5 separate regions of the Mus musculus genome follow, and all the other regions are linked to region 2. A link is a loop called in an ENCODE intact Hi-C map of the cell type or tissue named here. Cell type or tissue: heart. All regions are shown on one strand. Links, peaks and the distances in the headings refer to the core of each region. The heading gives the core; the rest is flanking DNA. Region 1 holds the start of Zfp653 (zinc finger protein 653). Region 2 holds the start of Pigyl (phosphatidylinositol glycan anchor biosynthesis, class Y-like). Region 3 holds the start of Ccdc151 (coiled-coil domain containing 151). Region 4 overlaps Rgl3 (ral guanine nucleotide dissociation stimulator-like 3). Region 5 holds the start of 9530077C05Rik (RIKEN cDNA 9530077C05 gene).

The links. Hi-C counts contacts between places; a loop is a spot of excess contacts. Peaks named below come from ENCODE experiments on the same cell type or tissue, not always from the same donor. Only the 100,000 strongest peaks of a DNase experiment are listed, where the experiment ranks them.
Region 1: it touches region 2 in a loop (4-fold over the local background); 27 of 42 quality-filtered maps call a loop at or near these places.
Region 3: a loop joins it to region 2, with 2.3 times the contacts of the local background. A loop is called at or near these places in 2 of 42 quality-filtered maps.
Region 4: a loop joins it to region 2, with 2.7 times the contacts of the local background. A loop is called at or near these places in 22 of 42 quality-filtered maps.
Region 5: it touches region 2 in a loop (2.9-fold over the local background); 14 of 42 quality-filtered maps call a loop at or near these places.

Annotation. Positions count from the first base shown.
Region 1 is chr9:22,067,935-22,073,973 of GRCm38, forward strand. It overlaps Zfp653 (zinc finger protein 653), which reads right to left and starts at 3,442. Exons shown (of 9, transcript NM_177318.3): 1 at 3,115-3,442; 2 at 214-257. The coding sequence starts at 3,407. Ecsit (ECSIT signalling integrator) reads right to left here. Exons shown (of 9, transcript NM_001253897.1): 6 at 5,749-5,806; 7 at 5,492-5,640; 8 at 5,048-5,153; 9 at 4,312-4,646. The coding sequence ends at 4,390. Gm16845 (predicted gene, 16845) reads left to right here and starts at 3,068. Exons shown (of 3, transcript NR_040407.1): 1 at 3,068-3,230. In heart, for the core only: a CTCF peak has its summit at 2,965; DNase peaks (open chromatin) are centred at 2,947, 3,487 and 4,537; H3K4me3 peaks cover 1,826 bases; H3K27ac peaks cover 1,757 bases.
Region 2 is chr9:22,152,438-22,158,476 of GRCm38, forward strand. Pigyl (phosphatidylinositol glycan anchor biosynthesis, class Y-like) reads left to right here and starts at 4,409. Exons shown (of 2, transcript NM_001082532.1): 1 at 4,409-4,476; 2 at 5,295-5,918. The coding sequence starts at 5,558. The coding sequence ends at 5,773. In heart, for the core only: CTCF peaks have their summits at 3,259 (motif pointing left), 4,495 and 4,750; DNase peaks (open chromatin) are centred at 3,384, 3,494 and 4,404; H3K4me3 peaks cover 1,749 bases; H3K27ac peaks cover 1,296 bases.
Region 3 is chr9:21,998,457-22,004,257 of GRCm38, forward strand. Ccdc151 (coiled-coil domain containing 151) reads right to left here and starts at 4,178. Exons shown (of 13, transcript NM_029939.3): 1 at 3,790-4,178. The coding sequence starts at 4,018. It overlaps Prkcsh (protein kinase C substrate 80K-H), which reads left to right and starts at 4,532. Exons shown (of 18, transcript NM_008925.2): 1 at 4,532-4,632; 2 at 4,943-5,081; 3 at 5,221-5,337. The coding sequence starts at 5,003. In heart, for the core only: a CTCF peak has its summit at 4,134; a DNase peak (open chromatin) is centred at 4,315; H3K4me3 peaks cover 2,103 bases; H3K27ac peaks cover 1,590 bases.
Region 4 is chr9:21,975,033-21,981,071 of GRCm38, forward strand. It overlaps Rgl3 (ral guanine nucleotide dissociation stimulator-like 3), which reads right to left. Exons shown (of 19, transcript NM_023622.4): 8 at 5,652-5,755; 9 at 5,470-5,554; 10 at 2,350-2,397; 11 at 2,158-2,244; 12 at 1,913-1,945; 13 at 1,707-1,828; 14 at 918-1,013; 15 at 760-828; 16 at 576-675. Among named protein-coding and RNA genes, the nearest start is that of Rgl3, 11 kb to the right of the region's middle. In heart, for the core only: a CTCF peak has its summit at 3,207 (motif pointing right); no DNase peak of the experiment used is centred there; H3K27me3 peaks cover 879 bases.
Region 5 is chr9:22,408,704-22,414,742 of GRCm38, forward strand. It overlaps 9530077C05Rik (RIKEN cDNA 9530077C05 gene), which reads left to right and starts at 2,844. Exons shown (of 7, transcript NM_026739.3): 1 at 2,844-3,046. The coding sequence starts at 3,022. In heart, for the core only: CTCF peaks have their summits at 1,075 and 2,762; a DNase peak (open chromatin) is centred at 2,768; H3K4me3 peaks cover 891 bases; H3K27ac peaks cover 594 bases.

The sequences.
Region 1 (6,039 bases), core at 1,369-5,368, 84 kb before region 2:
TGTAGACCCAAAACCCAAGGATTTGGCAAGGCACTGAGGTCATACTTAGTGGGGCTATTTTAGATTCACAGCATACTGCCTCGAGCAGCTACCAGACTGGCTTCCCAGTCTCCCTTCTGACAGTGTAGCAAAGGGACGAGAATGGCTACTGGCCACTTCCAGCATGCTCTGTTCTGCATGCTCCCACCCCTCCCCATGCTGGGCTCCACTTACTTTTCTTCCGCTTTGGCTTTTTGGGGACTTGCTCCCAAGGCTTCCTGTAACACAGAGAGGTGGTGAGGGTGAACAAGGGGCCCAGGCAGCCAAGTCCTGGCCTGATAGAAAACAACAGCAGTTTATGTGCTCTGGGTGCCACCTGAAGGTCTGTCGTCCTGCTCCCTTTCCAGCTCTGAATGGAGGTCTCACCATTCCTTAGCTCAGAGAACACTGGCACTCAGAGGTCCCTGGTAGATGGGATGTGGGACAGTGGAAGGAATGCTGAGAGGGGACCATGCCTACCCTGGGGGACACATACCCCGGATGTAGTCAGCCTTTGTGTCAATCATTAGAAACGTTACAGATGCAGGAGAGGTGGTGCACGCCTGTCTCCCCAGCACTCAGAAGGCAGAGGTGTGGGGATCTTGAATTGAGACTAGTCTGGACTATATCAAGAAAAGGACAGCTTAGGTTATATAGGAAAGCCTTGTTTCAAAAAGGCAAAGTAGGGGCTGGAGAGATGGCTCAGTGGGTAAGAGCACCCGACTGCTCTTCCGAAGGTCCGAAGTTCAAATCCCAGCAACCACATGGTGGCTCACAACCATCTGTAATGAGATCTGACGCCCTCTTCTGGTGTGTCTGAAGACAGCTACAGTGTACTTACATATAATAAATAAATAAATAAATAAATCTTTAAAAAAAAAAAAAAATTTAAAAAGGCAAAATATTGGAGCACATACTTAGAGTGCACAATGCCCAGGTTTCCTTTTCCTGAACCACACAAACCTATGTGGTAGCTCCCGCCTGTAAGCCCAGCACTCAGGCAGGAGAGCAGGAGGACAACTGCAGGTTCCTCCTCCCTGGCTGCCCAGGGCCTACCCTTACCACTCATGCTTCTGTGTCCAGGTTTCCTGGTTTAAAAAGAACGTGTTAACTCATTTATTTACAGGGTAAGGAATGTGCCATAGTGCTTGTGTATGGAGGGCAGAGGATAACCTGAGGGAGGAGCGTCCTTCCACTACCATGTGTCAAACACTTTCCTCTGAAGTGCTGGGATTACAAATATGCAAAGAATCTAGAGCTTCATGAAGGATGGGCAAGCTACTGATGGAGCCATATGCCCAACTAGTAGGGTTGTGTGTGTGTGTGTGTGTGTGTGTGTGTGTGAGAGCGTGCGCCCAGAGCTTCTCACACATGAGACACTCCACCACTGAGTTATACCCCTTGCTCCTAGCTGGTTATTGCCCCTAAGAATCAATGTATTTTTGTTTTTTGTTTTTGTTTTGAGACCTCTGTCTCTCTGTGTAGCCCTGGCTATCCTGGAACTCAACATATAGACCCAGCTGGGCTCAAACTCAAAAAGCTCTAGTTGCATCTGCCTCCAAAATGCTGGAATTACAGGCATGTGCCACTATGCCTGGATAACTTCTTAAAAATGATTTTACTATTTCATGTGCATAAGTTTTTACTTGCATTCATGTCTCTGCACCTGCCTGATGCCCTTGGAGGTCAGAAGAGGGCATGGAATCCCTTGGAACTGGAGTTACAGATGGTTGTGAACCACAATGCTGGTGACTGGAACCAAACCCAGGCCCTCTGAAAGAGCAACAAATGCTCTTAACTACTGATCCAACCTCTTCAGGGCCTAGAATCAACTCTTAAAGAATCATTCATACAGATGAGTGCAGACAAGAGCAGAACACGCTACACCTGAACCCTTACTATGGGCCAAACCCTTTCTATGCTCTCTATTTTCATTTTGTATTTTATTTGAGATAGAGTATCGTTATGCAGCCCTGGCTGGCTGGAACTGTCTGTGCAAACCAGACAGATAATATCCAATCCAGTGTTCACACCATGCAGCTACTGGCTGGGGAAGCTGGGGCAACAGCTGGAGTCCCAGGGTGAGCTTTCCCTCCATGGCTTAGCATCCAGCTTGTCTTCCCACTGTGGACACCTGCACTGTGAGACAGCAGGAGTAACCTCTATTGGAAATGCTCCACCTTCTAGCTGTTCTTAAGGGCATGGGGTTTTTACTCTTGGGCACTTCTGCTGTCCTTGTCTCTTCCTGGAGGACACTGAGAGAGACATGCTTGAGTCTCAAACAGGAGAGGCCATCTACACTTTCAGAGCCTGCTTCTCAGTGTGGCAAGCTGCACATGACAGTTTACCAATAGGTCTGACAACTACAGCGTGGTGAACCATTCATGGTCTTAGTCTGATCCCTAGAGGGCACGTGGTAGAAGAGGACTAGCTCTGCAAAGCTGTCTTCCCACCTCCTTATGTGGGCCTACATACACCACACACGCACACATACACAAGAATAAAAGTGCCCTCACACCAAGCCTGGCACATGCCTTTAGTCCCAGCACTCAGGATGCACACAAGTAACCCTGACAAGGTTGTTGAAACAGGTGGCTGGGTTAAGGCTGCTTTCTTGTTGAGGATCCGGGTTTGGTTCCCACAACCTACATGGTGGTTCACAATGGTGGTTTCTGGGGATCCGACACCCTTTTCTGACCTCTGCAGGTAGTTCATGCACGTGGTACACATATATCCACGAAGGCAAGGCACTCATACGCAGAAAATCAGAGTGCCCAGCACCTTTGGAGGTTTACACCTGAGAGCCAGCCCCAGGCCAGGCCAGTGGAGGCGGGTCGACTCTTCAGACGGGCCAGTCGGAGCTTCCGAAGGCGGGCAGAGGGGTGGGGCACAGGCTTGCATTGGGTAGTCAATGGGTCGGAGGCGGAGCCGCGAGGAGGCGCGTGAGGGGTCTGGGTTGCCTAAGCCCGAGACCGAGGGCCGCCAGGCGGCCCGGGGGTGGGGCTTCACGCTCCGGGGGCGGGGCCGCTGCCCTTTTCGTCCCTCCCCCGGCTTCTTCTCTCCCTCCCTCCCTCTCCCGGCCCCGCGCCCCCTTACCCGTGGCGACCGCTACGCTGGCCACGCTCCAGCGAAATGAGGTAGGCGGCAAGTTTGGCGTCGCTCCAGCCGCTGCGGCGTCTCAGGTCCACCCAGGGGCCGTGCGCCTCGCCCAGGTACACGCGCCGCACGTCGTACTTCTTCCGGGACTCGAGCCGCCTCCGGGCCCGGTCCGACTCGGTGAGCCGCGGCCGGCCCCGCGCCTTTCTGCCTGCCGCGCCTTCCTCTGCCGCCGCCTCCCCGCCTGCGCCCGCCTCCGCCTCCGCCCCGGGCTCTGGAGCCCGCTCCGCCATCCCCCCCTCCCTGGTTACCGGCCTCCCCCGTTGTTAGGAGCCTCGACCGGAAGTGGCGCGCCTAGTCTGCGCCGCCGGGAGATTTCTCACAGGGTCTTCTCTGCCCGCGGCGCCAAACGGGGACAACTAGCCATAGCTGCGCATGCGCGTAGTCCGTCCGGCCCAGGCCATGGAAGTGCGTTCTGTTGACAAGTCAGTTATTTGGGAGGTAGAGGCACTGGGTACTGAAACTCAGGTAATCCTTGCCTCTCTATTGAATTCTTCGGCAATGTGATTAAAGATTTTTTCAAAAGGGCTGGAGAAATGGCTCACTGGTTAAGGGCACTCACTGCTTTTCCAGAGGACCTGCGCTCAAATTCAGCACCTACATGGCAGCTAGAACTGTCTGTAATTCCAAGATCTACCATTCTCACATAAACATATATACATGCAGAACACCAATGCACATAAAATAAAGGTAAATACATTTAAAAGATGTTTTTAAAGGCCAACAAGTCGGCTCTGCAGGTAAGGTGATGGCTGGCATACTTGACAATCTGAGTTACATTTCCGAGATTCACAGGGTCATATATCGGAACAGACTCCAGCAAATGGTCTTCTGACCTCCACACATCCCTCCCATACCATAAATATATAAATGGATTTTTTTTTTTTTTTTTGGTTTTTCGAGACAAGGTTTCTCTGTGTAGCCCTGGCTGTCCTGGAACTCACTCTGTAGACCAGGCTGGCCTCGAACTCAGAAATCTGTCTGCCTGCCTCCCGAGTGCTGGGATTAAAGGCGTGTGCCACCACGCCCATCTATAAATGGAATTTTTGAAAAGACAAGTTTAAAAAAGGGTCCCAAGGTGGTAAACCCAAAAGAGCCCATGCAGAACATACGAAGGGAAGCCACAGGGCCAGGGAAGAGGTTTTGATTTTTTTATTTTCTCCATATTATTTCATACCAGCCCAGTCTTTTCTCCTCATGCCAGCTCTATCTGACTCAACTTTGCCCCTGCTGCTGCTCTGCCTGAATGGTCTCATCATCTTCCTCAGGCCCCTTGGGAGGACTGTGGGGAGGGGACTGTCCCTCCAGCCTTGAAGTTGTCAGGAGCTCCCCCGTGGACCTGGCCAGGCGGAATACCACTGGGATCTGTGCCAGGGTTGGGTTGGTCTCCTGCAAGCCTTGGATCCACTTGATCAATGTTGCCTGATCATGGGCACCAGCCATGCACATGGCGAAGACAGGGCCTTCTGTCACTGTTAGGAGAAGAGTTTGTGTCTCACCACTGTGACGTACTCTGAGCACCTCCATGAGTTCACAGCCAGCTCCCTGTGCCACATAAATGTTCTACATTTCCCTTGGCCATGCCACCCGCTGCTCAGATACTATCAAGAGACTAAGTTTGAGCCCTAACTTGGAGGCTACCATGTGCCTCCTCCCAACTCCCCACATATAACTTGACTGTTCCCTGCTGACCTGAGGCTTGCGCGTATTCTGGTCACATCACTAGTCAGTATAGAATGCTCCTTAAAAGATAGTACAAAGGGGAGAGGGAGTAGCCAAGGAGAGGTACCCTGGGGGGCATATGACCCCTCATCCTGTGGAGCGTGGACAAATGGCCACCACACAGATGTGCTGTGTTGAGACCTGCTTTTACCTTCATCCACGTCAAACTCATAGTCGTCCCAACCACTCCTTGAATATTCCAGGTCCAGCTTCTGTGGGTAGTACAGCTCCCATTCTTCTGGGATCTCCTCTACTTTCTACCTCAGGCAAGAGAGCAGGCAGGATTAGAGGCCAGAACACAAAACCTGTCCCTCAGCTGAGCCTTCAGGACAGTGCCAGCCCCACCCCCAACACAGAATCTGTAGTTCTGGCTAATCTGGAAGTTGCTGTGTAGACCAAGCTGGCCTTAAACTCAGAGAGCTCGGCCTGCCTTGCCTTTTTTTTTTTTTTTTTTTTTTTTGGGTAAACATTTATGCATACCCCTGTGTAATTCAGAGGACAACTTGTAGGAGTGAGATCTCTCCTTCTACATGGGCCCTGGGGGTCAAACTCAGGTGGTCTGGCTTGGCAGCAAATGCTTTGGCCAGTAACTCACCTCTTCCTCAGGAGGTGGCAGGTCAGCTCTTAGGATGTGATAGTAGACACACTTATTACGAAGCCAGAGAGGGAAGGGGCCCTCAACAAAAACAGGCCTGGATGGGTTGTGGCGGGCCAGGGCAGCTTGCTGATCTGGACTCTGGATTCCTGGTGTAGAGATGAGAACCTGTTGGTGCCTTAGCAGCAAAAGGCCCAGGAGCTCATTTAGTGGGCCCAGAGGGATCCAGCAGAAACTGGGATAGGCTGGGGCCTTACCTACAATGTGAGGCTGTGTGGGATCTTCCATGCCTGTCGAGTCACTGGGCAAAGACATCTGCAAAGAAGAGCAGGGCGGTGACTCCCCAACCTCTACAGGGGAGCCTAAGAGCAAAGGGAGGGAAGGGGTGCTTCCTGGGCGACTGCACCACGTCTTTACAAGTAGCCTTTCTCTGCTTCTTTGTAGCCAGCTTGACCAGAGTGCCAACACTGAGAGTTTACCCAGAAGCCATCAGCCTAAGTTCAGCCTGCAGTGAGCTAATCCAAGTCACTGTACCTACATAGCTCAGT
Region 2 (6,039 bases), core at 1,149-5,148:
AGCTCAACAATGCAATGTAAGATGAACCAATGCATGCATGCGGTCAACGAACACTAGCAAGGTGAGCGAAGCCAATCAGTGCTCGAGCTCCCACGTCTTCGAGGTCATACTTACATTCTTTCTAAACACCATGCGTCCTTTCACGTGTCTGCTATGGCAAAACATCTGACTTAACTGACTTTCCAAAGAAGCCAGAAGTCTCCACTTCAGACTTATCCACTGCTTTTACCGTTTTCAATGCCTGCGATGCTCTCTTCCATGTGTTGTTCTGTTTGTGAGTCACATTTCTGGGGCTTTGTTTGACATCCTACACTTTTCCCTTTTAGTTTTATTTCAGCTTGGGTTTTTTTTTAGTGATTCTCTTTCTACTTTTATCTGTTGTTAGGATGTCAGTTCACAGGAATCGGCAGCGGAATCCACTTGCAAACAGCATTCACAGGTCAGCAAGGGCAGCTCAAGTCAGTGGCAACCTTGAGGCTTTGCCAGTCGGTCGGAGTCTGCAGAAGCTGCAAGAAGCCATCAGAACACCACCAGAAGTTCTTTGATGCATTTCTCTTTATGAAATCATGATAAACATTGATCAGCATAGATGGCAAGGTGAACCAATACCACACAGTGCCCTCCACTGTCTGTTGGGTTATACTTATACCCTTTCCAAAAACCACATGTTCTCACAAGCATTCGCTCTGGCGAAACATCACATGCTCTTTTTCTAGGCAGCTTCCAGAAAAAAACACCATGTGTCTGCTTCAGCAAAATATTCTCCCATGTGTCTGCTTCAGCAAAAACATCCTGTCATTAAGACAGCTTTCAGAAAAACATTGCATGACACAATTGAGTCTCCAAAGGAACCAGAAATCTCCACCTTCAGATAACTTATAAGGAGACAGTTGTCTGAGTTCAGCTATCTCAAGGACAGCTTCTCCATCTTGCTGTCGGCTTCAAACTAAATTCAAGTTCCCAGGCCTGGGATCCAACTCCTATCCTGATTAGTGGAAACTCCCTTGCTAACCCCTTATGTCAAATATGATTGAGCAATGCCACAGTCTACCCTGCTTACCTAGCTTTACGGTTTTGTCCTTTAAATATGCTGTGCGACTTTCCTCCAGGGTTGCAGTTCAGCTCACGGGTCTGATCTCTGGCCCTGATCACTCAGTAGTGGCTTGATTACAATAATTTTGTCATCGCCTTGACCTGGTATTTGAGTTGTGTTGGATCTAAGCAGATTCCATAACATAGGAAAGCCTTAATCTGGGGCTGCAGCAGGAGGCAGAGTCTAAGATATAAATCTCTGAAAATCTTCAAAAGGAAAGAATCAGAACTGGAGCTGGAAAGATGCTTAGTGGACAAAAGAACTCACTGCCAGTTTAACAACCTGAGTTTGAATCCTGGGATCCACATGAAGAAAGGAGAGAAATGACTGCCATAAATTCTCCTCTGACCTCTCCATGCTCAATGTGGCACAGAAGCATGTGTGTCCACACACAAATAAACAAATGAAATAAAATGTTTTATAGATTTGCTTATGTATATGGGCATTTTGCCTGCACATGTCTGTGTACTGCGTGCAATGCCCGAAGAGGCCAGAAGAGGCGTTACATGGCCTGGAACTGGAGTTACAGGTGGTTGTGAGCTGCTATGTGGAGATATAAGTCACCAATTTAGGAAGAACTTAATTACAGATTTGTGAGATAGTCACACAATTCCTTTAAATTAAAAAAGAATGCATTTTCATCTTGTCACTTACCAGGCAAGCTGTGACAATTAAAATATTAACCGAGGGGGCTGGAGAGATGGCTCAGCAGTTAAGAGCATTGACTGTTCTTCTGAAGGTTCTGAGTTCAAATCCCAACAACCACATGGTGGCTTACAATCACCTGTAATGAGATCTGATGCCCTCATCTGGTGTGTCTGAAGAAAGCTACAGTGTCCTTAGATATAATAATAAATAAATCTTTAGGCCGGAGTGAGCAGGGCTGACCGGAGTGAGCAGAGGTCCTGAATTCAAATTCCCATCAACCACATGATATACATAAAATAAATTAAAAAATATTTTAAAAAATTAACCTAAAGGTTAAGGAGAGCTAGTAGAGAAAGGGGGAAATGGCAATTGAGAAAGACATTTTTAAAGGTACCATGACTGTAGAGGCTCTAATGAAAATCTTAGACTGAAACGCCCTTACTTGTAAAAGGGTAAAGTGTGTGCAAGACGTAGGCCAGGTGCATATGCATCCTGCTGGTTGGTTTTTACCATCAGCTTGGTACACACTAGAGTCATCTGGGGAGAAGGGTCCTCAATTGAAGAATTACATCCATCAGATCGGCTTGTGGGACTGTCTCTGGGGCATTTTCTTGGTTTCTAGCTGATATAGGAGCGGCCAGCCCATCGTGGGCGGTAACAAACCTAGGCAAGTGGGCCTAGGTTACATGGAAAGCTGTCTGAGTGTGGGAGAAGAGGCAAGCCAGTAAGAAGTGGTCCTCCGTGGTTTCTGCTTCAAACTTCTGCCTTGAGTCTCTGCAATGAAGTCCCTCCATGATAGATCGTGACCCCTCTGCTGTCTGCCCCTCATCTCTCTGACACCCTCTTCTGGTATGTCCGAAGAGAGCGACAGTGTACTCATATTCATTAAAAGTAAATCTTTTGTTGTTGTTGTTGTTGTTGTTGTTTTTTCGACACACGGTTTTTCTGTGTAGCCCTGGGTATCCTGGAACTCACTCTGTAGACCAGGCTGGCCTTGAACTCAAAATCCGCCTGCCTCTGCCTCCCAAGTGCTGGGATTAAAGGCGCGTACCACCACTGCCCCGCAAAAAGTAAACCTTTGAAAAAACAAAACAAAAAACACCTTGTCCTAACACGGGGTTTCCTCTTTACCTTTTTAAACCGCCATTTCCCTGTGCACCACGTCTTTCTCCCCTCTACCCAGAGGCAGTCCTTTGCTGTGCTGTCATCATCCTGTCTGTTGTGACCCCCCCCACCCCCCTTCTCCCTCATCCTCTATCTCCTGTCTTTGGCTCTTATTCCCTGCCCTTTGAACTTTGGGGCAAAACCCCTCTACGCTAAGAACTTGGTCTTGGGTATCTTGCGCCAATACTGGCCTTTTCACAGGCGTGTGTAGTGAGTGCCTTTACCTCTTGAACTATCTTGCTGGCTATTTTTTGTTCCGATTTTAAATTTTTAAATTAAAAAATGTTTGTTACTTGCTCTGTGTAAACCATAGGATGGTTTGTCCTCAGCTCTCTCCTGCCACCTTGTGGTTGCAACAGAAGCTGCACGGACTCTATACCACTACTTACCTCTGAGAAGAAAAACTTTCTGATCTTTTAGCTTGCGGGAAGATTAAGGGATGGAGCTTCCTGTGCAGTACTGTGCAGAATCCTAGCTCAGCCTCATTTTTCTTTACGCTGGGATCAGAGATAACACTGCCTCACTAGGCAAGGCAGTGGCCGGCCCCGTGGACAGCATTTACGAACACCGTCCCTCCCCCCAACCCCAAGGCACACACACTCATCGTCTTACTATGTAGTCCGGATGACCTGGAACTTGCTATGTAGACCAGGCTGGTCTCGAACTCACAGAAATCCGCTAGCTTTTGCCTAAGGAGTGCTAGGATTAGGAGTGTGCTTGGCTACATTTTCTCTTAAAACTTCATTTTGCACTTTTTGCGGGAGTACACTCAGGTGTGCCACAATACATGTGTGGAGGTCAGAGGAAAATAGTTCTCCACCATGTGGGTACCGGAAGGTCGATCTCAGGTAGTCTGACCTGGCAGGAAACGCCTATACTCGCTGAGCCATCTCATCAGCACAAACTATTATTTTGCCATTTACCGATTCATACGTAAAATAATGTATCAGTCATCTTTCCGCTGCTTAAGAGGATAGATGATAGTGGCTGAGGCCAGGTGCGATTCAGGATTCAAGTTTATCAATTAGAAGTGGGGAAGGCAGCCGGGCATGGTGGTGCACGCCTTTAACCCCAGCAGAGGCAGAGGCAAGTGGATTTCTGAGTTCGAGGCCAGCCTGTTCTACAGAGTGAGTTCCAGGACAGCCAGGGCTGTCTCGAAAAACCAAAAAAAAAAAGTGGGGAAGGCTTTTCAGTGCAGAAAGACCCCACTGTCTGCTCTGGAGCGCCATGAATAAACTGTGGCAAATACGTTCCTCTCCTACTTCCAGCAGGACTAGCATAGGGGACGCCCAGCCAGAGACGATGGGATCCTTAGCTATCCGGTGCTCTCAGAGTCTTTCTGGCCTCACCCGTCAATCAAGACCACGGGGGCGGAGCCTGAGCCTGGGAGCGAAGGCAAGGTGAACTGTCCAATGAGCACGCGCGGACCGGCTCCATCGCGGGATCTGGGTTCCTCACCCCGCCCCTGCAGGGATTTGATTGGGCGGCTGGCCGGGCTGTCCCGCCTTCGTGGGGCGGTGACTGTCACCGCCAGGCGCCGAAGGGACCGGACTCCTACAGGCCTGCAAACGGTGAGTTGAGGGTCTCGAAATACGAGCGGAGGAGCTGTTGAAACCGGCTGGGGCGGGACTCGCGCCAGCTTGGCGTCTGCGCCATGGACGCCGCCGACTCCGTTTGTCTGGCTGGTTCGTTTTCGGTTCGGCCGGGTTCCCCCTGTCCTGTCTTGCCCCGCTCGGCTCGGCTCGGTTTTCTTCGGCTCGGCTCGGCTCGGCTCGGCTCTGTCCCTCCGTCGGTCAGAGACTGCAGCGGGCTCGTTGCCCCTTCTGGTCCCCGAGGCGACTGCGCCCAAGGGATGGCGCTGTCTTCGGTCTGTGCATTGACCGCGGGTGGCTCGTGACCTGGCCCCAGGTTCTGGTGCTGGTTCCCAGCCAGTCCTCGTATAGAAAGCCTCACTCAGATGTCTGAAGCGAACCCGGATTTGTAGGTCGCATTCCGCTTCCCCAGTTCACAAAAACATTATCAGTCCACCTGTCCTTCATTCTGTTTTTCAAATTGCTTACTTCCCAAAGTAATTCATGACACTTGTAGTGTTTTAAGCATGGTCTGGCAGCCGTTCTTTTGTCACTGCCTCCTCAATACTGATACCTCTGATGGGGGTCACTATAGGCAGTTTTGGAGGACACTCCTTTTTTTAAAGGCTTCTTTCTAGCCGGATGTGGTGGCTTGGGGAGGCTGATGCAGGAGGATCACAACGTTCGAGGCCAGCCTGCCGGTTCCAGCAATCCTGTCTCTAACCTACTCAGTGCTGGTACTGGCTGCTTCCCCATCCTTTCCTCTCCCTTCCCGTCGCCTGCCCTTCATCTTGTCATCTTGCATTTTTCTCATACAGTTAAAAGACCTCTCGCCTGCGCTGCGAGGGACACAGGTGGTGTCTGCAGTCGCTGGTAACCGCTGCGTGTGACGCGGAGGCTGAGGAGCCGGCACCTTCGGCCTGGGACCCCTGGACTTTCTGCGTGCCCTTGGGAAGCATGCCTGGGTGAATGAGGAGTCGGGACAAGGGGAAGATAAGACAAGAGCGCACCCGCACGAGAACAGAACTTTTCAAACAACTGAGTTTTCTTGAGACAGTTAACCTTTTAAGAAGGGAGGAAGATGATCCGGTCCCTGCCCACCATGACCGTCCTCATCCCACTGGTCTCGCTGGCAGGCCTGCTCTACTCCGCCTCCGTGGAGGAAGGCTTCCCAGAGGGCTGCACCAGCGCCAGCAGCCTGTGCTTCTACAGCTTGCTCTTGCCGGTCACCGTGCCTGTGTACGTGTTCTTCCATCTGTGGACATGGATGGGCCTGAAGCTCTTCAGACATAACTAGGGGAGCCGAGGCCCCTCCTGCTCGGGCTGCCTGCGGAGTGGGGCATGGCCGGAGGTTCCTGGCTGTTGCAGATTCTTTTGTAGCTGAAAAATACTTTTCAATAAAATGTCTTATGGGAGAGGAACACGACCAGCCTTCATCCAAAGACTGTTTCTTCTAAGATTTGTTCTTAATTGTGTGTCTGTGTGTGGGTATGCGCATGTGAGTGTGGGTGCCCAAGGAGGCCATGCAAGTGATGGGTCCCTGGAGTTGGGGGTACAGGCAGT
Region 3 (5,801 bases), core at 1,802-5,801, 150 kb before region 2:
CCCTGCTAGCTGAGCTACAGACCCAGACTCTTACAGAAGAGGAGCGGGAGGAGGGGGAGGAAGAGAAGGAGGATGAGGAGTGGAAAAAGAGCAGTGTGTTTGTGTGAGAGCATCCACACATGTATGGGGTGGGGGTGGGGCATACACCCATCACTTGGAGACCAGAATGACATTGGTGTTCTAGCCCATTCTTTTATCTTTTTTACAGATTCTATTTCGGAGGTTGGAGAGACATGGCTCAGCAGTTAAGATCCAGGGCTCTTCCTACAGAGGATCCGACTTCAGTTCCTAGCATCCAACTGAGTGGCTTACAGCTGCCTATACCTCGTTTCCAGGGGATCAGACTTCCTCGTCTGGGTTCCTTGGACACATACACTTCTATGCATAGACCCACACACAGATGGACAAATGTTATATACATTATTAAAACAAAGTAATATACATTGTTAAAATTTAAGATCTTAAACTAAGTGTGTGTGTGCATGTGTATGGGGGCTGAAAACTGCACTTGGGTCCTCTGTAAGAACAGTATCTTCCCTGCTGACTCATCTCTCTGGTCTCCCACCCATTCCTTTTGGAGGTGGGGGTCTCTCTGTGACTTTGGGGCTGGAACATCTGCTAGGCTGAAAGTCAAGAAGTCCCAGTGAAGCTCCGTTCTCTACCCGGCCAGCAGCTGAGGTCACCGGCACTTACAGGCACACCCAGCTGCTTCTGTGCTCACACTGAAATTCTGCTCTGCAGGATTTTGAAGCAAGTGCTCACAATTGTGTACTCTCATCTCTCCACCACCATCACCCTCTTTGGTCTTGCTTTTCTCAGAGAAAGTCTCTTATAGCCTAGGCTGGTATGGAACTCACTTTTGTAGCCTAGGCTAGCCTTGAACTTTTTTTTTAAATTAAAATATTTATTTATTATTATATCTAAGAACACTGTAGCTGTCTTCAGATGCACCAGAAGAGGGTGTCAGATCTCATTACGGATGGTTGTGAGCCACCATGTGGTTGCTGGGATTTGAACTCAGGACCTTCAGAAGAGCAGTCAGTGCTCTTAACCACTGAGCCATCTCACCAGCCCTAGCCTTGAACTCTTGATCTTTCTGTCTCCAAGTCCCAAGTGTTGAGATGCTAGGTGTGCCCCACCATTCCTGGTACTCAAACTCTTTTGCAATCCATCTTTTGCTTGGTTTCCTTAAATAGGGTCTCAGTACGTAGCTCAGGCTACCTGGGTCCTCCTGCCTCAGCCTCAGTCTCAGCCTCCTGGTATACACCACAAAGCCAGTGTAATGGTCCCTGACTGTTGAGAGAGGGTACACATGGGATGAATTCTGATGCCCTAAGGCATAGTAGAATAATAACAGCAGAAAACATCTCATGTGTTTCCAAATAGCTATACAAAGGATTATATGCCCCACACAATAATATCAGTGATGTCTGATGATGACAACGCCAATTACCACAATCTAGTTATGATACAGTGTTCTATAATACAACTCTGCATCCCATAAACATGTATAAGTATTCCACATCAATCAAAAACCTTATGAGCTAAATAGATGTGGTGGGTCACTTAGCAGGCAAAGGCAGGCAGATCTCTGTGAGTTGGAGGCTAGCCAGGGCTATACAATAAGATCCTGTCTCAGAAAACAAAAGATAAACAAACAAAAAGCAAAAATCAGGGACCGGAGAAATGGCTCAGTAGTTAAGAGGCCAGCTTTACCAGAGGTTGATTCCCAGCACCCACAAGGCAGTTCACAATGGTCTGTAACTTCATTTCCAGGGGATCTGATACTCTTTTCCTACCTTCAAAGGCACCAGGAACACACATGGTACACAGACATACATTTAGGCAAAACATTCACACGCATAAGATAAAAAAGTATTTTTTTAAAAGAGCAAACCCATATAGTGACGGCTGTAGATCATGCCTCGTCTGTATGAGGCCCTGAGTGTGATCTTGAGCAATGAGCAGAACAAAATGAATAAGCAATCCGGTGTGGAGGCGCGACTTCAGCCTCAACACTCAGAAGACCTTGGCAGGCAGGTTTCTAAATTCAAGGCCAGCCAAGCCTACAAATCAAGTTCCAGGGCAGCCAAGGCTACCTTCAGAGACCTTGTCTCCAAACAAACAAACAGAACCAACAACATTGTCTCTCCAGCCCCTAACTTTCTTTTATTATGGGATAAAAATATCAATCTCTAGCATCCTATAAATCAGGTAGCATGCTTGATCATACCTTTTTCTCTTAGCATGAGAAAGGTAAAGGCAGGAGGATCAGAAATTCAAGGTCCCAGGAGACTAAACTCAGGTCATCAGGCTTGGTAGCAATGTCCTCATTTGATGAGACATCTTGCCGACCTACATTTCCTTGTTCTTTCCTCTCTTTCCTCTCTTTCTTTTTTTTCAGACAGAGTCTTACTCTGTAGCCCAGGTTAGCTTTTAACTCACTAGATACTCAATACTGTCCTCAAACGAATGCCAATCATCCAACCGTAGCCTCCCAAGTGTTCAATACAGACATGGGCCACCATGTCTAATTTACAGTATTTTTATTTTTTATGTATTTATTTATTTTCATTTTTTTTTTGAGACAGGGTTTCTCTTTGTAGCCCTAGCTGTCCTGGAACTCACTCTATAGACAAGGTTGGCCTTGAACTCAGAGATCTGCCTGCCTCTGCCTCCTGCATGCTGAGTACTGAGAAAAAAGACGTATGTCACCACTATCAGGTTTAAGATTTCTTCTTAATAATATGAGCAAAATCACAGTAGGCTTTTCCAAACTGTGGCATAAGCAATATTTGGTCTTGATAATTCTTTGCTGTGGGGGCTGTATTAGGCCTAATAACATGTAAAGCCTTCTCCTCGCCTATGCCTAATAAACTGGAGTAGTACCCTCCTGCATTCAGCAAAATGATAAAAAAGTCTGCAGACATTGCTAAATAGTCTCTGGGAAGGGCAGCATTATCTCCTCCCCCTCCAGGGAAGCCACTAGTTTTTACTTTCTACTACTTAACAATGCACTATATGAGCATTTTATGAATGTCAAGTACTACCTGTGCAGTTACTATGCCCATTTTACAGGTGGAAAAACTGAGTACAATTAGATGACTCTAAGTTCCCCAAGATCAAACAACTTTTATGCAGAGCAAGGATTCAGACCCCAGAGAAACAAACTCTCTTTGGGCTGAAGATATAACTCAGCAAAGTGCTTGAGTAGCATGAATAGAGCCCTGGGTTCCAGCCTCAGCACCGCATGATGCCCGCATGGTGGCACATGCCAATCACCCAAAAAGGTGGAGCTAGGTCTCCTTTGAGTTCAAGCTAGCCTGGGCCACATGAGGCTAACTCTCAAAAATAATTTAATAAATAAATAAAATTTGGGTGGGAGGGATAATGGCTCAGTGGTTAAGGACATTTGCTGCTCCTGCAGAGCGAGGAAGGTTGTTAGTCTCAAGCACCCACATTGGTCAGCTCATAAACACCTGTAACTCTAGCTCCAAGGGATCCAATGCCTTCTCCTGGCATCTGAGAGTACTGCACTCTGCCCACAGAAACGCAAAACAGAACAATAAATAAAGAAAAACAAACTCTAGAATCTGTGCTTTTCACTCACCCATATGCACATTAGAAGAGGTAATAGTACAAAGAAATGGGAAAGAAAGATAAGATTTGAGTGTTTGTTTCAAGTTGGTCACATAGACTCGTGCTGGAGAAACACATAGCGCCTACTCAGAAGACCTGGTGGGCACGGTTGATCCCGGATCCTTCGGTGCAGTCTGCAGCCATACTTACCTAACAGTTGGATTTTTCTTTGTAACTCAAGCACCTGTGCGTGCACAGAAGACTTCATTGCATGGAAGGAGGTTGCTGACTTGGGATGATGTGCAGGCCAGGCCTGTGCCCGGCCCATAGACTTGCTTCGGTGAACCTTACTGCCTTTGGCTTTGGAAGAGGGCGCTGGAGCTTGCTCCGGGCTAGTCACCGTGGTGGTCGCGGCTGCCCAGCACAGGGGGGACGTCATGGTGATCGGGTTAAGGTCGGGAAGCCTCTAAGGGGTAGGAGAATAACTACAAGTTGGCCTCTATAATCCAGGATCCTAAACGCTGGTTCCCTAGGCTCTGGGAATGCACTTCTGCTAACTGCCTGGCTGCGGGCCTCTTAGCATCTCCCGGTTGCTAAGTAACTTCCTCCCCCCGCCCACGTTCCCAAGGAAACCGCCCGCGTTACACTCCACTGCTCTTATTGGCTGACTCGGTTCGGAGGGGCGGTCCCACAAAGAGGCCCAGCGAAAGAGAGGCGCGAGCGTAGCGGTCACGTGACGCCTGCGTGTTCGCTGGCAGTGGCCAGTAACCCGCCACTCCCAAGATGGAGGCACGTTACGCCGCCATTAAGCGCTACACTTCCGATCTGTTCTAAGGTTAGGTCTTCATGTTCCTACTCAAGATGGCCGCCTCAGCGCCCGCACACGCACTCTTGCCACTCCTAACATGGCGTCCCGGAGTTGCCGTTCGCCAAGAGGGATGAGCAAAACGGAAGTGACGTATCCGGAGCGTTCCGTTCTCTTATTCTACTGCAGGAACCGTGGCTGCTGAGCTAACCTGGTGTGGTGGCTATTGACCTTTGCCTCTACCTCGCGTAGGTGATGAAGTAGCGATGGGAGGAAGGCACCCTAGTTTCTTATAGGTTGCAGCAGGGTGGGTGGTGTGGAGGGATCGTAAATCCTTTGAACCTTTGGCGGGAGTTGCCCATTTCACCTCTTTACCGAGAGACCTATGGTTTTGAGTTCACTTTGAGACTCTTCCACTGGCTCGGGGCGGAGAGACGCCCCTTGCCCTTGCACTTCCAACTCCGATTGTGCCCTCCTTTTCCGGAAGCAGTGGTGAGGCCGGTCTTGGGTAAGCTGCCTTCTCCCAATGATTAGATGCTTCTTCATTCTTTCCTACAGTGAGAGGCCATCGCGTATCTTCCTGCCGCATAACACACTTCCGGTCTCGGCCCGGACGGGATGCTGCTGCTGCTGCTACTACTACTACCCCTCTGTTGGGCTGTAGAAGTTAAGAGACCCCGGGGCGTTTCCCTCAGCAGTGAGTCTCTTCTTTGTGCATCGGGAGGGGCGTTTCAGCCTTTTTCCTCCGTTTCCCGTAGCATTTCAGCTGGTGAGTGAGTGGGACAGAGGTAATATTTATTTAAGATCTGAGCAGAGCTTCTTGTTTCCCTCACCAGACCATCACTTCTATGAAGAATCTAAACCTTTCACCTGTTTGGACGGCACAGCCACCATCCCATTCGATCAGGTGAACGACGACTACTGCGACTGTAAGGACGGTTCAGATGAGCCTGGTGAGCGTTTGCATTTGCCCATCGCCCATTAAATGAGCCTGCTAAGCGCAGATGCCCCAAAGAACTTGGATCTCACTCTCCTGTTGCTTCCTGCTCAGTGAGCAGAAGCAGGCACAGAAACAAGATCCCTGTTGGCTTGGATTAGCTGAGGGGCAGTGTTTGTAGGTGCCAGTCCTGGTTTCCATTCCCTATCAAAGGAACAAATGTCCAGGTGTATGACCAAGTCAGCAAATGTCATTGCAGGAACCATGAATGGCATTCAGGAGGAGGTGAGGTTTCGAGTCAGGAAGAGCCAACAGAAGACCCTCTCAGAAGTGGGAGGAGGAGGGAAACTGAATGGCCTTCTAGGGATTGATGAAGGCAAAGAGGAGTGGAGGGGAGTTGCCTGGCCTTTTTGAAGGGCCTCCGGAGAAGCTGGGGAATACTGGAGGATTGTGTTGCTGGCCCCTGAAGATACAGTTTCT
Region 4 (6,039 bases), core at 1,082-5,081, 180 kb before region 2:
CTCAGGTAGAAGTTCAAGGCTAGCCTGGGCAACTTAATGTGACCCTGTCTCAAGACAGTGAGGGCCTACGGCACGGCTCAGTGATAATGCCTTTATGAGGTCCTAGATTCAATGCCAGTACTTTTTGTTTGTTTGTGTTGTTGTTGAGACATGATGTCATGGAGCTTAAAATCATAATGTAGCCAAAGATGGCTTTGAACTCATGATCCTCTTACCTCCAACTCCCAATTACTGGGATTACAGGCCTGTACTACATACATTTAGCTGGAGTACTGCTCATTAGGGAAAAAAGTTGTAGTGATCACTCCTGATGTGCCTGCAGATAGGTGGGGATCCAGGTCAGACTGACTGAGGAGAAGCCAGAATGGTAGGTGATTGCTCATTGGCGGTGGAGATGTCCAGTCTCCCAGATAAAGCAACAGAGAGCAGCCAGACTCTGTGATACATACCTGCAGTTCTACACACACGCACACACACACACACACACACACACACACACACGCACGCACACGCATGCACACACTCTGAGCCTTGGGTGCCCCAGTCCTTTATAAAATCACAGATTGTCCTGGTACCTTGGTGCTGGGGCTCTGAGGCCCTGGGGAGGCTGGAGGACTGCCCGGAGGAGGAGGCTCTCGGTTTCTAGGGCTGGATGGGGGTGAACCTGGAGACACACTGGTAAAAACACAGAATCAGACTGGGAGGACTGGCGTGTCTTTTGTCCTGGCATCTCTAGTCCCCTCTGCCTCAGACACTCACCTGGAGGTAGGTGAGGACGGATCCCCGGGACTCCCGCCAGGAGATGAGTTCTTCTCTCGGGACAGCTTCCTAGGGTAAGGACAAGGGATGTCTTACCTCCAGGAGTGGATAGCCCCAGTTTCTACCTACATGGCTTCCCTACACATCCCGACACTCACGCACTGAGACGCTTTGTGAGGCTGATGCGTCGCCGGATACGAGGGGAGCTGGGACAGGAGGCAGCTGGTGGCTCAATAACACGGGAGACTCGGTAGCTAGAGAGGTTCAGGAAGCAGAGGAGGTAACGGTTAGAATGAGATGTGAACCACTTCTGGGGTGAGGAGGAGAGGGGTTAGAGCCCTGGGTCAAAGTCAGGTTAGAAATGGGAATCACTGGGGTATCAGGGTGCATTACAGATGCGGTGAACTGTTTGGTTAGTGGGGTGCAAAACATTCACAGGTGAGATTAGTTAGGGGTGTGGCTCATACATAGAGTGCTTGGCTAGAGTCCCCCAGTGGGCTGTGGCTGTGGCATAGGGGTCACACCCGGCATGTGTGTGGCACTGAAAGTGATAAATAAAGCAGAGATTCCAGAGCAGAACCAGGCCAGCTCTAAAGTTCAGGGTAAGGTAATTCGGGGGATCAACTGGACGTGAGTGGAAGCAACGGGCTGACTGAGTTGGACAGCGAGAGAGTTCCTCAGACTAGGACTGAGTGATCAAGGCTGCAGATTTGGATAACAAGATCAGAACAGTTGGGACAGTCAAGCTGAGTGGCAAAGTGAACAGTAAGGGCTAAAACCGGAGTGTAGGGTGGGTCAGGATTAGGGTTGGAGGAGGGTGATGGCCTTCGGGCGGGAGAAAAGAAAGGTCCTGGGGTGGAGTTGCCTTCAAGATGGGGCCTGGAATATTTCTGGAAGGGAAGGCAGGGTGGGTTGAATGAGTGACGTGGACTTGTTTCAGTGGTCACCTTTGCTCCTCGCTGAGCTGGCGCTGGGCTCGAAGTGCAGCCAGGATTGGCGGGCGGGGGCTCAGGCTGTAGCGCTGGCAGCGTTGCTGTAGCTGCTGGATTCGGGCCAGGATCTCCCACTCCTGGGGGGGTGTCTACTGAGATCCTGCCTCAGCCTGCCTCCCACCCTTGGGCATCTCACCCATCCCCAACACCCTCCCACTTACCTTCCTCCTCTTTTCAAAGTTGATGAGGTTTCCCTGAGGGGGCAAAGCTGGCTTGAGCTATAGTATCCAGGGTCAAGGGTCAAGGGTCAAAAGTCAAGCTTAAGAGCTAGGGTGGCACAAGTCTCTATGGTAAGCGGGGGTGGAGGGAAATATGAGTTCAAGCTAGATCAAAGCTGGATGTCTGGAGAACTGTTGTGTTGGGGATAATAGGTCAGGGGTCAAGAGTCAAGGGTGGGAGGTCAAACCTTCAACGTATCCGGTAAGGCTGTATCCAGCATAACCAAGTCTGTGAGGAAGGTGCCAAGGTAGGGGACAGGACCCGGGGGCAGTTTCTGCAACCCCCAAAGGTTCAGTTATTCATGGGCATCACTGACCCCACACCACTCCCCCAGAGTTCCCCTTTCACCCCGATCCCCATCATGAACCATACTGCTTACTGATGGCAGACTTCCTGAGGGGCAGTCATCATCCTCAGTGGTCTCCTCCTGAGAGGAAGAGAAAGACTACATGAATCCGAGGCCCACTTTGACACTTCTCACGGAGGCACATATGGAGGCAGCTGAGCTGGCTCAGGAAGGAGGAGGGCCTGCTGCCAAGGCTGGCAACCCAAGTGGGATCTCCAGGACCCACCCGAGAGGACCAATCTGACTTCCAGAAGCAGATTGTGGTATGAGCATCCTTCCACACACACACACAAGTAAGTCACAAGCCGGGGGCTAGGGCTGTAGTGGGAAGGGCTGGGTCCCATCCCATGCAGTGCATAAACTGCCTGTGTCAGTGTATTCCTGTCATCCCGGCACCCCACACAGAGGCAAGAAGATCAGGTGCTCAAAGTCCTCCTTATCCTACAGGAGACCCTGTCTTAAAACAAAAGAACATCACAAATAGGTTGTTAATGCCAAACGGGGCGTGGAGTTAGCCTATGGACAGTTAAAGCCGGAAGTCAGGGCGAGACCAGAGTGGACAGGAAGAAAATGTTTGTCCCCAGTCTACTTAGAACTGCCGACTGGGGATCTCTGGCAGGACCTGAGCACACTTCTGAACAGCAAGGTCTGTTTTGTCCCCATCTGGACTGGAGTCCCCTGGGAGGGCAGGGGTGTGCTTGGTTCTTGTAGGTTAGAAATAATGGCTGTCACACAGGGGCTTGGCTTTCTGCCCATTGAAGGCCCCTCACCTGAGACACACTTTCACTAGAAGGTTTTGTTTTGTTTGGGGGTTCTTTGTGTGGTGGTGGTGGCAGCGGGTGCAGGGGTGGCAGCGGTGTGTATGCAGTACCTCAAAGGGCCAGAAGAGGGCATCAGATCCCCAGGTGCTTAGTCACAGGTGGTTGTGAACACTGGAAACAAACTGGGGTCCCCTCAAAGGCTGAAAGTGTTCTTGACCACTGACCATTTCTCTGGCTCCCCAGATCTCAGTTTTGATTTTATTTCCCCCTAATTTTGTTTTGAGACAAGGTCTCACTGTAACCCAGTCTGGTTGTAAATGTGGGATCCTCCTGCCTCTCTCTGTTCCTGAGTCTTATGTTTACAGAGGAGAGCTATCTACCTATTTTCTTTCTATCCATTAACAAGACTCTTCCTCCCCTCCCCCATTTTTGTTTTGTTTTTGAGACAGGATCTCATGTAGTCCAGGCTGACCTCAAAGTCTCTTTGTAGCACAGAGTGACTTTGAATTGACCTTCCTGCCTCTGCCTCCTGAGTGCTGCGGCGACAGGTCTGGACAGCCTCACCCTTTTTTTTTTTTGGTTTGGTTTTTGTCTTGTTTGTTTGTCCAAGACAGGGTTTCTCTGTGTAGCCCTGGCTGTCCTGCAACTTGGTCTGTGTTACCTGGAGCTCAGAGATCCACCTGCCTCTGCCTCTCAAGTGCTGGGATTAAAGGTGTGTGCCACCACCACTAGGCTCCAACCTCACCCACTGTATACAGTGCTGGGGATGGAGCCCAGGGCTTCATCATGTGATGTAAGCCTCTGCCAACTGAGCCCCAGCTCCAGCCCTGCTTGGTGTTTACTGAATACCTACTGTGCTGTCATGCGCTGTTTTGAGTGCTGACTAGCCAAGGGTGACAAACTGTCTGACCATTAGTGAGGGAAAGATGGGAGAGTCAAGATAACTCATGACAGGGAAAGCAGAAACAAGGGGCACTGGGTACACAAGGGGACGGTGAAAATGATGGGAGGGGGTGCTTCTTGAAGGGAGAGCCATTTGGGAGAGACATGCAGGGGGCGAGTGGGCAAAGCACACACCTATCTTGAGGGATACAGAATATTCCAGAGCCAGAAATCTAGCTCCATGTTCATCTGCACAGAATTCACGCTGAGGACAAACTCCCGATTCTGATCACAGCTGACACCTGCTACAGTAAGTCGGACATACTGGCCCACAGTCACAACCCTGCTTATCAAGGTAATTCCCCAAGCGTGGTGCCCCCCCAGCCCCACCCCCACCCCCTCGCCGGGCCATAACGTTAGCTGCAGGGAATCGTTCCCTCTGAGCTTCTTGGTTTTCGCTGAATGAAGACTGAGTGTGAGTAGAGAGAACAAGCCGGAAAGAGGAGAGCTGGGCTGCTGCGGACAAGACCACCAAAGGAAGGACTCTTCCCTAGGCTCAGAGCCTCCTAAGCCATGGCTAGCCTGGAGCTTGCTATGCAGACCAAGCTGGTCTTGAACTCAGAGATCCACCTGCCTCAGCCTCCCAAGTGCTAAGATTAAAGTATGTGCCACCAGGCCCTGCTTTTTAAAAAAAATTTTGTTTTGTCTTGAGACAAGACCCCTTGAACTCACTATGTAACCAAAACCATCCTTGAACAACTGATCCTCCTCCACCTCCCAAATGCAGGGATTAGAGGCTACACCACCTGACCTGAATTATACCGGCTTCACACCTATGATTAAGATCTGTTCCCAGCCCTTTGTGCGTGTGTGTTCATGCTCGTACATTAGGCCAGAGGTCAACATCAAGTATCCTGGGGCTGGAGAGATGGCCCAGTGGTTACGAGCATTTGTTGTTCTTGAAGGTGACCTGGGTTTGATTTCTAGCGTTTATGACTCTAACTCCAGTTCTAGGGAACCTACCTGATGCTCTCCTTGATCTCTGTAGGTACCATGAATGTACGTGGTACACACACATACATGGAGGCAAGCAGTCATAAACATTAAATAAATAAACACATAGATAATAAGCAAATAATAAATACCAAGCATTTCCTATATTGATCTTTGTATTTTTGAGCTAGGGTCCCTCGCTTAAGTTGAAGACTGATGTTTTGGGCTAGATTTCTATCAAGTGAGCCCAAGTCCATCTGTGTATGCCTCCCGCGCTGGCTGCTGGAATTCCACATCTGCCAGCCAGCTTTTACCAACTGAGCCCCTCTCCCCATCTCCATACTCTTGGGATATTTGAGACAGTCTCACATAGTTCCACACTAGTCTTGTTATATCACCCTGGCTAGCTTGCTGTGTAGACTAGGCTGACCTCGAATTCACAGTGATCCTCCTGCCTCAGCCTCCCAAGTGGTGTTGTTACAAATATGAATCCCTTGAATTCGGGGGTTCCTAATACCTGGGAAAGAATCGCTCGGCTGCTGAGATGGTTATCCTCATCAGAAAAAATCTGTGACAGTTTCCTGAAAACAGACAGCGGTTCCCTGTAGGGGTGAGAGGGGCACAGTCAGGCTCAGCGGGGGTGGGAGTGGGGAGGGGGGCACCTGGGATAGGGCATACTGTGCATGACATCCAACTCACCGGCTCACAGCTCCCCAGCTGCGCTTGAGTCTGTAGATGGGGTTAGATTGCAGGGCGGACAGGATCGCTCGCAATGAAGAGAAATTTCGTAGTTCCCTGCACCGCTAGGGGTGAGAGGGGAGCTCTGGTCAGCAGCCACACTCCACTGCTGTCATCTCCCAATCACAGCTCCTTTGTTATAGTAACTTCGTGGTTTGTTTTGGTTTTAAAGACAAGGTCTGGTTACACAGGCAAGGCTGATCTCTAACTCTCCATCCTCCTGCCTCCACCTCCCAAGTGCTGTGATTACAGGTATGTGCCTCTATACCCAGGCTGTGGTTGGATTTTCTGATACCAGGTCAGATTCCAGGTCTCATAACTAAACATGCAAACAGATATTTCCCTTGCC
Region 5 (6,039 bases), core at 747-4,746, 260 kb after region 2:
TGAAATCCAGTAAACCATAGGTCAAAAAACGCTGAAAAAATGCTAAGGGAAAATAAAGCTGAGAAAGGGCATATGGAATACGAAAAGGAACTTTAAGTAGTGTAGTTTTCAGAAGAGTGACATTTGGAAGTGAGGAAGGTGTTCTGTAGACAATCAGGAAGAAGAGTATTCCAAGCAGGAAGACTTACAGATAACAAAGGACGTGTGGTAAAACAGTACGTAGTGCATCTCTAGAACAGTGAGAGCATAGTAGGAGATGACATCAAAGAGCTGAGCAGAGCTAAGTCATAAAGAACCTCCCGGGTAGCTCATGAGCAGGGTGGCATGATCCCGTGGCAGCAAGATCCCTCTGGCCACTGGGTTTTGAAAACAGATTTGAGTCATGGTGAGACTACAGGATCATCCAGGACTCAGCTTCAGAAACTGAGGGTTGAGACGCCAGATGGGGTCATGTAACTGAATGTGGGGGTTGGGAAAATTTCTGTCAACAGTAAAACATTTCAGGCCAAAACACTGATTCCGAATCAAATGTATTGAATCCCTCTGGAGCATTTTGGGCAGTACTCACCGGCACTGCAGCAAGTGATGTCACTGCAGCTTTGGCTCTGAACACAAAATATGTATTTTCTATTGTATATGGTGTCACCCATCAACACTAGTGAAAGTGAATGCTACCTGAAACACCTGAGCTTGAATTCTACACGATTTGATGTTAAGAGTGGCAGTGCTTATATAAGGTTTTCTGCTCTTATGGAAACATAACGTGATGGATTAATTATGGAGACAAAGGCTTTTAGTATTTTTCCACCGCCACTCCCCGGCACGTAAGTACCTAATATATCTTATGAGTGTACTGGTTTAGAATGTTTTGCTTTAAACGTTGGCATTTGAAGGGCTGAGGGCTGGCTCAGTAGTTAAAGGCACTTGCTGCTCTTGCAGAGGACCTGGGTTCATTTTGCAGCGCCCACGCAGTGCCTCACAGCTATCCATAATCCCAGTTTTGAGGACTCTGACGCCCTCTTCTGGCCTCTATGGGCACTAGGCACACACATGGAACACATGAAAGGAAACACTCTACCCACAAATAATTTTTTAAAGACCACATTAAATTTTTAAAATAATCTTTAAGAACAATTTTTTAAAAGCTGTGTGAGGTTGTATACTCCTGTAATCCCAGCACTTAAGTGGCTGAGGAGAGAGGAGGGTCAGGAGTTCAAAGTTCTCCTCAGCTGTGTAGTGAGTACTAGGTCAGCCTACATGAAGCTTGTGTCCCTGCCAAAGGATGTGCTGATTCCAGTTTTCTTTCTTGATTGAAATGAACCTTGTCTTGGGATTAGGACAGAATTTCCAACATTCTGAAAATCACTAAGCATACTTCTGTGAGTTTATCCTGTGAGCTTATGTAAAATGGTACTCTCAGCATTGACAACTATAAAAGTGAAAGAGAAAAATCACCTCTGAAAAATGTGGAAGATGCAGGCTGGTGAGATGGCTCAGCAGTAAAGGCACCTACCACCAAGCTGACGACCTGAGTTCCATTCCCAGAACCCATTTGGTGGAAGGAGAGAACTGACTCCTGCAAGTTGTCCTCTGACCTCCACACATAAATCAAGGCATACAAGTGCTTACACACACACACACACACACACACACACACACACGCACAGAACTGTGTTGAAGATACTCTGTGCCCTGCATTATTAAATATTCAGCTGAGATTATTTATGTAAAAATAAACAAGCACATCCATCTCAGTGTGAAATTAGCTTTCATATTCTAAAATGGTAAAATTCTATATATACAAATAATAGATTTAAAGTAAATTTATGATTTAATTATTCACTATCAACTTCTCCCTCTCAAAACCCCTTTATGCAACCTCAGATATATACATAATATAATATAGATATAATATAGGGTGGCTTCAAGCTTATAGAGGAATTGGAACATCTTGATCCTCCTGCTTCTACCTCCTGAATGCTGGAATTAGAGATGTGTACCACCAGGCCAGGTTTGTATAGTACTGGGGATTAAATTCAGGGGTCTCTGAATGCTAAAGAGAGCCCTTCACCATCTGAGCTACACCCACAGTCTGTTTCCTTTTTCAATTCAGTTTAAAAAAAATTGTGTGTATTTCATGAGTGTTTGCGAGTATGGGCCTGGGGAGAGCCAGAGGGATGGGGTGCTCTCGAAGTGGAGTTACATGTAGTTGTGAGCTGCCATGAGGAAACAAACCCAAGTCCTCTGTAAAGTAGTCAGTGTTCTTAACTGCTGAGCCATTTCTCCAGATCTCCTTTTTAAATTAAATATTGCATTTATTTATTTTATTCTTTTTTTTTTTTTAGACATTCTTGTATAGTCAAGATGGTCTCAAAATTCACTATATAGCAATGATGGTCTTGAACCCCTGATCATCTTTGCTGCACATCTCAAGTGTTTGGATAACAGGAGTGTGCCACCATACCTGGCCATTTTTTTCTTCTAAAATCGCCCTATTTATTTCATACCATGTAAATTAGCTGGAAGGTCAGGGGTCTGAATTTGCTCTGGTCAACTAAAACTCAGAATTATTACACCATTTCTATTTCCCTCTACCATCATGAAATGAAGCCCTTTGAGCCTCATACAGATCCCGACCTCCCCACACAAACACCCCAGCCTCTGCGGACCAGCTCCTTGCACGGGTCCGCGTTGTGCACGCTGGGAGTTGTAGTTCGCTTCCCTTCTCTCCCTACGAGCAGGGTGTCAGTCGCAGGAGCGCCTCCAGCGGCGAGCATGTTTGGTGGCGTGGAGTGCGGGAAGAAGGCAGGATCGTCTCCTAGCAACGGGGTTGCAGCGACGTCACCGTGGCGGGTTCTTAGCTCTGAGACTAGGTGGAACCGCCAGAGCGCTTTCCAGCCTCTGGGTAAGACGTGGTCCTCCACCTTGCGCTGCCAGTCCTGCCCCATCTGGTCTCGAGCTGCCTTACGGGAGTTTTCGTCGGTGCGGCCCGCCGGCCTTGGCCTTGGCCTTGGCGGGACGATGCTGGAGTCTATTCGCGTAACGGGTGAGTGTAGGCACTGCTGGCCCAAGTGGCGCGGCTGCAGCGGGTGGAGACCGTTGGGTCTGGGACTCGGAAGACCAGGTGCAGTCGCACAGCCCTAGCCCAGCAGAGGTGAGGGGCAAGAGCTGTGCAATCTAGAGAGTGTAGAGTCCAATACGATTCCAGAGCATTTTAGGTGTGTAGTAAGGTGTTATATTTTCTAGAATGTTCAGAAAAAAAAAAAATCAGCTGTGAAAACACATCTCTACATTTCAGTGTATGTTGTGTATTTTTGTTTGCATTTATTAGCAAACATTTTGAATTGATGTTATTAATAAGAGCAGGTGTTTAGATCCAAGGTTGGAAAGTTTGTCTTTCATTTTTGAATAGATATGCATATTAGCCCTATTTAAATCTTTAATAATATTAAACAGTTCCAGAGTCATTTTCCTAGCATTTGATTCTGCATGAAAACATTTCTGCAGGACAGATACCAAAACAACGGAATAAAGGGAAATAGCTAATTCCCACAGTAGAGTCAAAAATAAGCCTAGAACTTTTAGCTTCAGGCTATTGCAGTACCCAGTAGACCAATTTTCCAAATTAGTTGTTTTGAACCCCTGACCCTCCTGCCTCAGTCTCCCCAGTGCTAAGATATGGACATCAATAGCTAAAACCATTCTTTAAGTTAGCATACAAAGTAAGAGGTTTCATTATGGTACTTTGAAACTCCTTTCATTATATGTTATTGCAGAACTTTTTAAACTGAAAAACTAAATTATTTTTAAGTGAAACTACTTTCTCATCTTAATTTTTTTACACTGTTTGCTGTTCAGTGTTATAAAACACAGAACCTACTGTTGTGCGATTGCGATAACCTACAGACTATTCCACTGTTATGTTGACAGGAGACATGCAGTTATAAAAGCCAAGATCTTAGAGGCCACTTAAATTGGCATTAGGCTTTTTAAAATTGTGATTTGATGTAGATATAACTCTTTCACCTTAAAACACATTATCAGAGGCAGACGCAGGTGAGCTTAGTCAGCCTGGTCTACAGAAGTTCCAGACCAGCCACTGATACCCTGTCTCTAAAAACAAACAAACAAAACTCCCAAAACAATACAATGTCAAAACGTTGCTTTAAAACATCAAGCCTGGCAGAAGAGTGGCAAATATGAGGATGACTCAGTGGTCCGTGTGCATGCAGCTGCGTAGTCGGGCTGATGGGATACTTGCTTACTAGAGACCAGGATCGAACAGGAGATGCCAGAAAGAAATGCATTCTTATGTACACTAACAAAGGTAATGAAAACTTCCGGTCCGTTTTATGATATAGAACAAGGCCTCTCAGCCACAGCAGTTTAATATTGAAGGAGTTAATTCTTTATTGTGAGCGACTGTTTTAACACACAGAGAATTGTGACAACCAAAAATGCCCTGTGGGTGGCAAAATACTCTCCCTATCATCCAGTTAAAATCATTGCCTGCAAGACAATAGATTCTGTTGCCACGTGAGTCACTGGGTTTAGAAACTACACCAATTAAAATTATTTTCCCCCAAACTGAAAGTCATTGTGGTGAGAGAATGATTAAAATATTAGTATGGCATATGATTAAAATATAGTATTAGGAAACAGATATGTTGAGAGTCTGCAGTACAGACTGTATTCCTATAGAGCCAGGGGTTTGCAGATGGATTCTTTTTAAACTGAACACCTACTCTTGTTAAATCAGTTCTTTCACCAGAATTTAATGGACTACAAGTGGCAGACCTTCGTGGTCGTGCATTTTCTGATGTAGGTAACTTGGCAGTGAAACACTAGCATTAGGGAAACTTGTTTCTGGTATTTTTAAACATTCACCATTGTTACAAAGCGATTATTAGTATTAGTATTGTTAATTTATTATATAGGCTCTCCTGTTGTGTAGGCTTCGTGCTGACATATCTGTCAATCAATAAATGGGACAACCAGAACCTTTATGGAGAGTGTAGCTGAGAAACAGATCTGTACTATCCAGACTTCCCCTCACTCTGCAGTGTCTCAGATGCCCCTGCCCCTTTCTTGCCAGTAGAACTTGATTGCAATAAGAACACTGATGAAAATGTGGACCTTTTTTCTTTTTGCTTTGAAAGAGCAATATATATGCCAGCCTGGTGGCACAGGCCTGGAACCCTAGCTACTGGGAAGCTGCAGCAGGGAGATGCAAGTTCAGGTCTTCCTGGCTAACTTAAGTGAGTGCCTGTCCCAAAATACATGTCTGGGGGACTGGGGATGGCCCAGCTGAGAGCGTGCTCGCCTAGCATGCAAGCACCCTGCTTCTGGTGCCCAGTGCCAGCTAATCCAGGTGTGGTAGTGCACACTTAAAACCCTACCACCCAAGATGTGGAGGGAGAGAATCAGAAGTTCAAGTATGGTAAAAAACTATAAATGTAGACTAAAGTGGCAATTTACATTCCAAAACTGAAGCAGTTGTTTGTAAAATCACTTTGTATGGTACCCGAGTTTTACTTAGTCATGACGTTCTGTGATCTAGACATGACATCCTCGTGAAACTGCTAACAGGAGGGTGAGGTGACACAGAAGTGAAAGTTATTAAAAAAAAAAGAATGTTGCTTAGAAATGGCATCAAGTCAGAAAAGGTTTATTTTCTTTCCTCTCTCACTCCTCCCTCTGTCCCTTGTCCCTTTGTCCCTTTCTTTCCTGTTTTTTTTCTGCATGGTACAGAGTGGCCTCTTGGCTTAGTCTCCTGAGTGCTGGCATTACAGGTTGCAACACCACATCTAGTTCTAGCTCATCTCTTATAACTCTCTCTCCTCACCAATTCCACCCCTTCTCCCTCCCCTCTCCTTCTTCTCCTCCCCTCCTTCTTCCTCCCCTCTTCCCCTCCCTCTCTCTCCCCTTCTCCACTCCCTCCCCCTTCTCTTCTCCTCTCCCTCTTCTCCCCCTCCTTTCCCCCTCTATCTCCTCCATCCTCATCCCCCCCTCTCCTCACTTTGTAGCTGTGACTGCTGC